Regions from separate parts of the Mus musculus genome. Here region 2 is linked to region 1. A link is a contact called in ENCODE Hi-C data. All regions are on one chromosome and are shown on one strand. Each heading gives the region's core, a stretch centred on a gene start or an enhancer-like site at or near the end of the contact. The rest is flanking DNA. Distances are from core to core; before and after follow the strand shown. Region 1 has its middle 13 kb from the start of Gm36213. Region 2 overlaps Egln3 (egl-9 family hypoxia-inducible factor 3).

Region 1 (5,936 bases), core at 2,248-4,747:
CACTCTTTAATTCCGTGGTTCAAGTATGAACCCAGAGGAATTTTGTGTGCCTTAGACCAAATTCTCCTTCAAGATAAAACAATTACAATTATATATATTTTAAATTCGTGTTTCTCTTGTTTTTTCTGTTTCTCGGGCTTTCCATTCTCTCTGCCTGCCCTCTCTCCGCCCATGAGGTAAGAGAACAGTGATTCTTGGATTAAGACTTGACAAACCACCAATAGTTACATATTCCTTGCCACCACAAGCCTTTCCACTTGTCACTGAAAACGGTGGTCACCAACCCCACCCACTCCTAGCCTGCCTCCCGTACAGAAGCCTCCACGTGGTGATTGTTGTACCCCTTTTCATAAATGGTGTTACTATATAGTGTCTTTGAGCACTGTGATTTCCTTAAGTTTTTCTGCGGACTTTGAGGTGACTAAAGTTGCATTGTAGCTCCACCTAGAGCCTGCTGCTGGTAAGACCTAGGACCCAGAGCAGACGGATGCGGGACACTCACTTCCAGTAAGTAGTAGGCTTAATGAAAACTCAGCTCTCCGGGATTCAAATGGACTGCAAGGCTATAAGAAATTGCTCAGCGTTAGGTCAAAGAGGCCTTCCCTCTGGACCTGTGACTTGATAACTCTCATTTTAAATAGTGTCATCGGCTTGGATTTTGGCTTCACGTTAGGATTTTAACTCTGGAGACACAGTCTTTTCGAAAGCATTTCGATAGGGAAGGAGCCTGGAGGGAGGAAGTTCAGCAGCTGACAGACCTTTTGGCTCTACCTCAGCTGCGTGGAGATCTGCGACCTGAAAAATCAGCGTGGCCTGGCCCAGGGCCGGTTGCAATGGAATGTGCATGTGCCCGAGAGTCCATTAGTCTCATTTAATGTGTGTGTGTGTGTGTGTGTGTGTGTGTGTGTGTGTGTGTGTGTGTGTTTTCCCCTAGCGGATAAATGTGAGCATCAAACACCCTGGCTTTTTTACAACACAAAAATCACAGGTCAGTGCCTTCCATGAGACCTGTTTGATAACAGGGAACAAGGAAGCAACGTTGGAGGACACTCAGACCCAGGAGGGTGAGCAGAGTGTTTGGGCAGAGCCAGGGGTTTGTCCCTGTAATTTAAGTATTAAATTAACTCTCTCTCCTGCTTGGGAAGAGAAATCAACACATTGCTGCAAGCCTCCTGCCAGCAGCAGCCTGCACCAAAGCTGCCCTAGGTCCCTACCACCAAGTTCTTTCATGGAAGGCTAGTCTTCACCCACCATTAAATAGACCAGGGTGGATTTTAAAGCACAAGGAATTCACATACCTTTCTCTTGACTATTTATATCAAGAGGTACAAAAGCTGAGCCATGCAAATGATGGGACCCCCTTCGTAAAGGTCCACAAATGTTGTCTGCTATGCTCCTTGGGACTGTTCCAGCTTCTGCATTTCCTAGGCCTCCCAGTGTGGCTTTTCTGTAAATTCCATGAGTCCTGTGCCCCAAATCATCTGAAATTGTTCCTTAGTAGTCAAACTGCTGACCACAAAGCCAGGGACGTTAAAGAAACAACCGGACCATCTCCCCAGAAGAGAGGTGAGAAGGGCAAATGAAGAAGACCTGGCTTGCATCTGACTGTGAAGGAGTAAAGTCTAGGATCAGTCAGGTCAGAGGGAGGCCCCAAAGTTCAGTCACGCCAACCGCATGAGCATATGAAGGAGTGCAGAGCCACAGCCCTGGCGGAGTGTAGAGCAAGCATTCCACATGAATCAGGAGCTTCTTTGGGAACTATCTCCAGATGAGCCAAATGGTTCAACAAGGCCTATGAATCCTTCAGTCCATGCTGCTCTGTGCCATCCCAGCCCTCCAGACATGCCTTACACACTCGTTTCTAACATCCCATCCCAAGAGGAGACATAGGCAGCATCTACCCTGCCTCCTAAGGTCTCAAAGGACAAACCAACTCAGTTACTGAGCTAGCTTATGGAGCACAATGGGGTGCTAACTTAAGCACATTTCCCCTTCCCTAGCCTTTCCCAGCCTAGAGACACCAGCCCCTCCTTGAGGCCAAGTGCTCTTGGAGAAGGGCTGCAAACAGTGGGTGACTGGAAGCAGCTAGGTATTCAGATGACCATCACAGGCTGAGCAGCACCCTTCCCACCCCTTTATGAGGGGTTGTAAACCATCCACGATCCCAGCAGCGGGGACAATCTTTTGCAAGTAGGAACAGCTGAACCCCTTAGATGACAGCTGTTTGGCTAGGAGAATAGTCCTGTACAGGTATGTGCATGCAACTGCGTGTGCGTGCGCACACACAAATACACACACACACACACACACACACACAAACACACTGGAGCCTAGTTTCTCAGCATGGCCACCAGACTGTAAGTTAGATGAGGATCTGGGCTGCTGCTTTTTTTTTGGGGGGGGGTGGTTGGTACGTGGGTATGGGATATTTTATTAATGAGTCTCACTGTCTAACCCTGGTGGTCCTGGAACTTAAAGAGTTCTGCCTGCTTCTTCCCCCTTAATGCTAGCACAATGTTTCTCAACCTGTGGCTCATGACCTTTTTGAGGGCTGCATCTCAAAGTCCTGCATCTCAGATATTTACACTGCGATTCATAACAGTAGCAAATGTGTAGTTAAGAAGTAGCAACAAGATACTTTTATGATTGGGGGTCACCACAACATGAGGAACTGTAGTAAAGGTTGAGAATAGCTGTGCTCAGATAACAGATGTCCACTACCTCATCTGGCAGTTACCAAATTTCTTGATGTAGACTTTGAATCCAGCTTCACCATCCTCAGGAGATGAGGCCAATGCGTTCCCAGGTTGCCAACCCCTGGGCTGTGCCAAGCCTCCCAGCTCTGAACTCTTTCTGTGGAAATGCAGACGATGAGACACTGATGTGGAAACCCATTCTTAAATGTGTCCCTTTAACACACGAGCATAGGAAAGAACAGGAAAACAAGAAATGAATAAATGGAGACTAGAGAAGAACGTGGAAGGAAAAAGGAAATTAAAGGCTGTACATTCCAGGAACTCAGAGAACAGACCTGTGTCCCAGGGGCTGCAGCTGTGCTAGGCACAGGTTTCTCAGGAAATGTTAATTGAATGAAAAACACAGAGAAGAAAAATTGACACAGGATCAAGGTGGGAGAAGACGCCCTGGAAGCATCTTTACCCAGATCCCCTGGATCTTCCACACAGCTTGGGGCTATCCTCCAGCCCCTGAGAACCTGCAGACAGGGAAGGGGAAGGGGGGGAGGGCTGCGGGGCAGAGTAAGGTTGCTGTGCAGTGCACTGCACCACTTGTCTGAAGCACAAGTCCTGGTCGATCTCCTCCTCCTCCTTCACCCTTAAAAACACCCGTCTTGATGCAGGGAAGAGTCACTGGTTTCATTTGAAACCGTTCCCAAACAGGATATAGAGTCTCCAACAGCTCCTGGGCCCTTGGCAATCGCCATGAGCAGGTGTTTCAGGAAAGTGCTGAGGAGCACGTACTGTGTAAAGAGCCAGGGCGAACTGGGTGGAGGCCAGGAGAGCAGCCCAAGGCAGAGGCACTGTGGAGACCAGCCTGAGCCTCCTCTGGCTTCCAGGGATTTGCGCTCTTTCCTCCTGCCTCCTCTGCCCTCTCGCAGCCCCCTCCCCCACCCCCAATCGGTGACGTGATAGAAATTGGGAAATTCCTTTTGTTATTTCTATAACCAGTAAGATTCCCACCAAAATCAAAATCCAGGCCTCAAAGGAAGAAAAATAACCTACAGTGAGCAAAATGGAAACGGGAGGAATGAGGAAGGCCTGTGGTAACAACATAAAACAGGAAGGCATTACACTGACACAAGCCAAAGCAAACACACAGGACTGGGGCTGCTGAGTACAAGTTCATAGGTTAAAAAATATATAAAAAAATAAAAGTGTGCACACATTAGAAGCCAAGCTCCTAGAGGTAAAGTGGAAACAAGTTGTCCTCTCATTACAACCCCAGGGACTTTATAAGCAGCCCTGGACAAGTCAGACATTCCTGGGTACACGCCCAAGGGAAACAAAAATCTCCATCTAAATAAAAATGTATGCGTAGATATTAGAGCCAAATGATTCACGAAAGCTAGACCGTGGGGACAAAGATCTATGGTGTGATGACTGGATTGTACCCTGGAATAGCCTCTTCCTCATTCCTCAGAAAGAGAATGGAGCGTTGACACACACTATGATGCCAAAGAAACTGAAGAGCATCTCGCTAAGTGAAAAAAGGCAGGCACCACAGTGGGCTGTAGGCTGCGTGACCCCTTTGTTTTCAATGCAGGTTCGTGTTCTCCCTTCAGGACGGAAACAAAGAATTTATTTTTATAAACATAGTGTATGGAATGGTGGGGTGAGGTAATGGTGGCGTGGTTGGAAGGCTCTAAAATCGACTGTGGTGATGGATGGTTGTTCACCCTGTGAGTGCGCTGAACACCACTAATCACACGCTTTAAGTGACGGGGCTGTACGGACTGTGACTGTGAAAAGAAAAGAGCGGTTTCCTGAGCAGGAGGGATGGTGGGCGTGTGGTTAGGAAGGTTAGGAGGCAGCTCATTCAGTCCTGCACATAGGAAGGCCTTCTCCATATTCCTTTCTAGCCTTACCATCACCTCAAGACTCCTGCTGCAACACCTCTCAGAGGATCCTAGTAGTGAGGGACCCTACCCGCTTTGTTTTCATGACATGCATAACTGATAAGTGCTTAAAATAGTCTTTCTAGATAAATGTATAGTTACAGGTTAGAGTCATAGGAACTTGGAATACTTTATCTGAGACCACAGAGGTATTACCTGAAGTCAAAATATAGGGCCTAAAATATAAAATATATCCTATACTTTCCTCCCTCCCTCTCATCCCCCACCAGTTCCTCTGTCCAACCCAGCAGGGCCATCCCAACACAAATGAGCAGGGCAGGGAGGGGACAAGGACGTGGACCTGAGGGTAAATTAGCAAACAGACACAGCCCACATCACATTTGCTCACATCTCATCAGCGATGATTCATTTTCAGATCACACTAAGACGCAAGGGGTTCTGGGAAACGCTCTTGTTTGGGACACGGAAGAAAGACCGCAAGCGTTTAGACCGCACGCGTTTAGTGGCCAGCTAGCCATCCTTGCCACACTCAGACTTGAACAGATTTTCAACCCCTCTCGCAGCTCCAGCGTCGTGAGGCTCATGCGGAACAGAACCAAGAACAACGGGAAACGGATGTCGATGATCCCATCAGATTTGGGGAATCAGTCAGAGGAGCTTGGTGCTCCTAAGAAGACAGCGATTCCCATAAGTGCCAGAATATCCAGTACCCTGCCTTCTTACATAAACTATTGGTGACAGGGAGTTGTCACGGAAATTTGAGGTGAACTGGGAAGGTTGGAGGACACAGGAAGAAGGTGATCACCAAGTCACATTTGGCCTCCTGTCTCTAGGTGCTCGGGGATCCATTAGGAGCAGAACAGCAAGAGAGATGCAGCCCGAGGGTGAAGGATAACAGACTCCCTTGCTCTGGATGCTGTCTCCTCTGCCCTGCTTATACTTCAGCTCCAAACATTTACATTGAGGTCCAGCTTCCTCCACCATCATGTTAGAAGTGTGCTTACATTCCTTGTTCCTATATTTATATTCTGTTGAAGGCAGATGATTTCTTCCCATTCTGTAATCTTCAAACACAATAATGTACTCACTTATGCTGCACTTCTATGCCCTCCTGACCTCCAAGTAGGTACAAGGAGCACTCCCTGCCGCTCCAGTCAGAGAAGTGCTACTTAGGTCTGTTTTAAATATGGCGCCAACTTGAACACAACGTTCTTAAGCCAAGTGTCACTTCATTCTTTTAAGTGTAAGAAAGGGGAAATCCAGTGGGACAAGGTTGCACAACATTGTGGCACAGAGACTGGCTTAGAACTTGGGGTCTCAACAGCATTACACCGTCCTCAGT
Region 2 (5,936 bases), core at 2,141-4,640, 310 kb before region 1:
TGCTACAAACGATTTCCCTTCCGGAAATATCCGCAGGACCCCTCCGTGTAACTGAAGACCAAGAAGAGCATCAGTTATTTCCTGGTCTCATGTGCGGTTGGTTGATCAGCAATGTGTTAGCTCTATGCAGGAGAAATACTACCTGTTCCTCAACTTTAAGTGGGTTTCATCCTGTAAATACTTATTCCCCCCTCACACTTTGGAATCAGACTTGCATCAGACTTAGCTATGGATAGCCATATTCAACTTCATCTCAGCATCTTCCCCTTCCCAAGGCTATGAAGGCCACAGACACAAAATAGAGGACAGCCAGAGAGTGCCACACCAAACTATCCATGTCAACCTGCTTCAACCAGCCAGAAACAAGCAGAGGAATCCTGAGTAATTTCACAGTGCCACCAAATATTAAGTCTAAGCATGCTTCCCATACAGCTGCTCCTGCAGTAACAATTTATAGCCGTCCTCTGAACTCTTCCAATGCCCTCTGACCCCATTGACTGGGCACTTCTGTGACCTCTCACACCATGCTATCTACATCTTTCTGGACATCTATCACTCTCTTCACCGCCTTTTCCTTTTCACGTGTACAATCAATCTACTTGTCCTACTGGAACAACTATCTTCTGGGTAGAAATCAGGCTTCACGCATTACTGTTTTACACGACACAGTCTAAAACGCGGAAGAAACTCAAATCTCTGTTGATTTCGTTCTTTCTGGTTTATCACTGTTGTCCCACTAGCTCTGCTCACAATGGTATCCCAAAAGATACTTTTAAGCCCTAAAGGAACTGTTGTGGTCTAACTACGGAATAGAGTGGAAAGATCCAGGACCCCAGCTTAACAGTCGGAGTCTACACTAACAAACCGCAAACGGAGATGCAGAAAGTTCAAAAGCTAAATAAGCTTTGCAGAGCTCTCCGACCTCACAGACTCCTAAATCATCCCTAGCTCGGAGAACTTGACACGAACTCCACATCTCTACCATCTACAGCTGCCGTTCACAAGCGACAACGAATGCCACCCCCATGGGACATATCATCCTGAGATAGAGGATAGGGAAGTCGCTCTCAGGGACAGCGTTGAGACCCCACCACTCTGGGTTTTTTTTTGTTTTTTTTTTGTTGAATTCTCTCAGTGTTGCTGCTGGGAGGGAAAGGTATGCATCAGATGCTGAGCTGAGGGTCTCATCAACTCTGCATCCCAATGTTCAGTTACCTCCCTTCATTAACCCCTGACCACAGTCACCCTGCCACCCCCCAACCCCCTACCCCCACCACGTTAACTCTAGAGCCACTGATCTTAATCTTATCAACTCTGGCATTAATTCCATAAGTGGCAGGAGGCCGGGCAGGTCATAAAACAGTGGACACTGGCTATTAGAAAGTATAGCTTTCCTAAGGTTACTGGAAGGTTTTACCTAATTGGAACTGGCATACTCTTTTGATCTGAACTCTCAGTGTACCCCTATCGGCACCTTCTACAGCATATATAGATCCCCCAAGCTCGCCCTACCCCACAAAACACACACACACACACACACACACACACACACACACACACACTATTCCACAGTACCTTGGCGTCCCAATTCTTATTCAGGTAGTAGATACAGGTGATACAGCGGCCATCACCATTGGGGTTGTCCACATGGCGAACATAACCTGTCCCATTTCCTGGATAGCAAGCCACCATTGCCTGTAGAGACATCCCAAAGATGCTGTTTTAAAAGAAAAGCTTAGATAGTCTCCTCCTACAGCAGACACATAAAATACATAAATTTGGGTTACGATCAGAACATAAAACTAATATAAGGTAATCTTTGGTATGAAAGTGTAACAGGCAGACCCTGTCTTAGGCCTCAGTGCAGGATAAGTGATCCGGTAATAGTCCCACCTTCTAGAACATTGAGAACTTTCTAAAGAAACCCATCTACATCCTCAACAAGATGCTTGCCTTTCTTTAATATCCCTTTTTGGAAAAGCAGGATCCAGGTTCGCATCTGAGCCCTACGAGGTCAGAATCCAGAGATACAAGAGGCAGGCACAGTGGGCACATACATGTAAATGCCTGTACTTGGAAGCTGGAGCAGCATGCACGAGGCCAACCTGGCCTACAAAGGGAGAGACCCTCTCTAAGAGGAAGGAAGGAAGAGAGCGTGCAGAAAGAGAAAGAGTCTTTGGTGTGGGGCTCAGAGACCGTGCTTGGTTAGCAGTGGCCCTGAGCTGTGGAATCACGCTTGTTTTCTTACAAAACCATGTCTGATCCTAAAGGTGGTAAAGGTCAGACTTAATAAAAGGCAAGAAGAGAGAAGGGTCGGTGGGAAGCTAGACCTTAACACTCAATAAGAGTCAGCACACACAATACAGGGAGATCTCTTTGAAGGAGAAAAAAAAGTACATATATGATACCAATGAACTTGTAGATGGTTCTTTGTTGAAACCAAATTAATAGCTTTCTTCTGCCGTGAAAGCATACTTTCAGACATACTTAGGGGGTCTGAGTTGTAATATTCCTTGATAAATAGCAAGGTTACTTCACGAGTAAAAAGACTAGTCCAGACCAGTCCCAAACTAAGCCACTGACAGATCAGTGATTCCCAACAGAGCCTGAAAACAGAGCTGGGCCTCACACACACTTCGTGCTAGAGGATGAGTAGTGGCCTGGCTTTGCAATGAACCTGAAGTTTAAATCAGAGGATATCTACACCTTTTATTTGTCGCAGCTAGCAATCCCTCAGCCCACCTCAGAAAGAGCCACTATGCTGTCACGTGTAGAGCTGAAGTTGCTCTGTTAGCCTGAACGTCTGTCTCCCCGAAAGTTGGATTTTGAAGTGACTGTAATAAGGATTTGACAAATTATGGCATTATCAAATAGATGGTGTCTTGAAAAAGGGTGATTGCTGGTGTGGCTGGAGAGGAAGAGACAAATGAAGTTGCCTACAACATAGGGAATTACCTATTCCTGGAAGCAGTGGCCAGAAGTGTAAGGGCCAACAATGAAAGTCACTTAGCACCATTACTCCATGATTTCCCCCACCATCCCAGTCTCCCCTGCTGTCAGTCAGTGCTTTAGCTTTATATTCCCAAACAGCTCTGCTCCCAGAAAAGGTCAGTGGTCTGGATGCCTGCCATCTACCTCGTCTGCAACTGTCTGTGGTCCCAGGCTATTTCACATGATGAGGAGGACGGGCTGTGCAGTTTATATCGATTGCCGATTTGACAGGATGTAGGATCACCTTGGAGACAGATCTCTGGGCTTGTCCGAGATAGATTTTGTAGATTGGGTTAATTGAGGTGGAAAGACCTGTCCTAACTAAAAAGGGAGAAAACGAGCTAGCTGGCCACCAGCATCCTTTTCCCTCTGCTTCCTGACTGTGGAATCACCCTGACCAGCTGCTTTGAGCTTGCACCACGACTTCCTGCCACAATGCACTGTGCCTTGGGACTTGAGCCAAAATAAATCCTTCCTTCCTTCAGTTGCTTTTGTCCGGTGTTTCGGGTGTTTTGTTACAGCAACGAGACAAGTAATTGACACAGTCCTCCAACGTCCAAAGAGAGAGAAGACTCGATCGGAGCTCAGTGTACCGTGTGTGGAGAGAGCAGTGTCTTGCAGCACATTAAGAAGCACAAATGGGCTTTAGAACTCAGCTTGAATTAAAATACAGGCAGGAAATACAGACTGTTCCCACAAACACACCCTCCACTAACTGCTGCAGGTATAAAAGAGAGAATGTGCCGGCACAGTTCCTTGTGGACTTACCACTAAGACACCTCTCTAATTGTGAGCATACACGTTGTGAAGGGAAGGGGAAAAAAAATCTTTTTTTCTGGCCAGAGTGCAAGTCACCCTCTCTCTGACTCCAGAAGCCATGTGCACCACGTTTAAACAATGGGAGGAAACCACGGGCCGCTCAAAGGTCCCGCCGCAACCTTACTGACCAATTGTACCACTGAGGTTTCTGGCTGAGTGCCATAGGAGATGGGTTTTGGCTCAGACACATTCCCAACTGCCAGGATCTCAAACTGTGAAGCTAAGGATGCACTGATGGGCAAACCTCAGTGTTGAGTCATCAGACCCATGCCAATTTGTGCACGGGGCAGTAACAGACTCCGGAAACTGATGGGCTTATCAGATCTGTTATCTAAACCTCATCAAGTCTGTAAAAGGAGCCAGAGTGCAGGTCCGAGGGAAATGTTGCAACACTTCATTGTTTTATGGGAACGAGGAAGGTATCTTACTATAGGGGTTTTTTATTGGTAAAAACTTCCTGACTTGACCAATACTTGAAATCTACAGCAGTTTAATAGCACATCAGTGTCCCTGTGGTAGCATGGTCACTGTACCCCTGGTTCTAGGCCTGGGCTTGCAGATGAATCAGCGTGTCTTCTGATTCTGCACATTCTCTGACGTGTCACCGGCCCCGGCACTGGCCCCGGCACTGGCCCCGGCACAAACCCCCCATCCCCAGAGGCCTCTCCACAGCTCTGTAGCAACAGGAAATGAGAGGAATGAACCAGGTGTTCCCGAGCTGGCTCAACACCAGAGATATGTGCTTCAAGACACCTCCATGGTCACGTTCAGGCAAGAAGAAGTGCACACATATAGAAGAACTAAAGCAGAATCCAAGTATAAAATCTACTTTACAAAAGGCCACCAGGAGAAAAGAAAACCATGCATCTGTGAGGGGCTGTGGGAGAATTACTGTGTTCAGAGATCAAGCCCAGGGTGGACACTCCAAGGCCTCAACTGGATGTTCCAAAGCAACCAGCCACAGCTAGAGTAAGGAGACAGTTTTAAAACCAGTATGCACAGCTTCAACTGTTCACTCAGCAACAATGATCATTCACACTTAGTACTTCTCTACAGATCAAACTGCAGATGGGGGTGGAGGAGGGGGTGGAGGCAAGCAGTAGAGTCACACCTAACATGTGCCACAGCATAGGTCTGGCTCCTAGCCGCTCAAAAAGAAAGAAGCCATACCATGCATTTTCATTAAAATGAGTATATATATATCACATTACACATTGCTCAGGACTTTGGAATCATATTTCTTGGTATAACTTGATCTTTACAAATGCAAAGTTGCATGTTATGCAAATTTTTACTGAGCAAAAAACTTTTTAAAACTGATCATTTTATTTATAACAATTAACAATTGATATACAGATATTGTTTAAGCCTGAAACAGTATCTCACAGCTGTTACTCAGTTCCTGAGGTGGCTGAAGCAGGAGCATCACACATTTTAGAGTAGCCTGTCTAACAAAAGGAGATGCAGTCAAAAGGAGATACAACGAAAAGCCAAACCATGAGCAGTAGAACTGTAAAGATATCTGGCTGAACAGCCTTTAAATTTTGGTCTACTGACAAATTGGACCTCTTACTTACTAAACAAATATTAGCAACAGCTTTTCAAGAGTGTTTTTTAATTCTCCTTTTGGGGGGGGGATTTAATATTATTGCTTAATTATGTCTCCATGGGTAGGAAAGGACTGGTGCTGGTGGAGGCCAGGAGGTATCAGATCCCCCTGAAACGGGAGGTACAAGCCACTGTGAGCAGCTTGACCTGGGTGCTAGGAATCAAACGCAGGTCCTCTGCTAGAGCACTACACACTCTGAGCACTACACACTGAGTATCATCTCTATGGCCCTGCCTGAGATGGGGAGGAGGAGGAAGGAGGGGAAAGGAGGAGGGAGAGGAGGAGGAGAGAGGAAGAAACACCTTCTGTGCATAGCATAAATCTAGTGAGTACAGCAGTCTATGTACAGGGTTACCAGGATCTATGTACAGGGTTACCAGGATATCCAAATGCTCTCTGCAACGGTTAGACCACAAAGACCAGAGGGAACTGACAAAGTAGCCGAGTTGCAGTCTTTGCAAGGTTTGTTCTTGAATGTGGTGGGTTTTTTTTGTTTTTGTTTTTGTTTTTTTTTTCT

What was found. A loop is a pair of places that touch in the nucleus more often than their neighbours do.
Region 2: a map of T-helper 17 cell shows a loop between it and region 1 (1.9-fold over the local background). The contact joins two enhancer-like sites. A Hi-C loop is called at or near these places in 2 of 37 maps with a recorded cell type or tissue (T-helper 17 cell and gastrocnemius).

The regions. Positions count from the first base shown.
Region 1 is chr12:54,489,435-54,495,370 of GRCm38, forward strand. No RefSeq gene overlaps it. Among named protein-coding and RNA genes, the nearest start is that of Gm36213, 13 kb to the left of the region's middle. Within about 2 kb of position 3,498, at least 1 of the 3 ENCODE cell types and tissues checked has a DNase peak (open chromatin) inside an H3K27ac peak, as active enhancers do.
Region 2 is chr12:54,183,966-54,189,901 of GRCm38, forward strand. Egln3 (egl-9 family hypoxia-inducible factor 3) reads right to left here. Exons shown (of 5, transcript NM_028133.2): 2 at 1,576-1,695; 3 at 1-51. Among named protein-coding and RNA genes, the nearest start is that of Gm40424, 9.8 kb to the left of the region's middle. Within about 2 kb of position 3,391, at least 1 of the 3 ENCODE cell types and tissues checked has a DNase peak (open chromatin) inside an H3K27ac peak, as active enhancers do.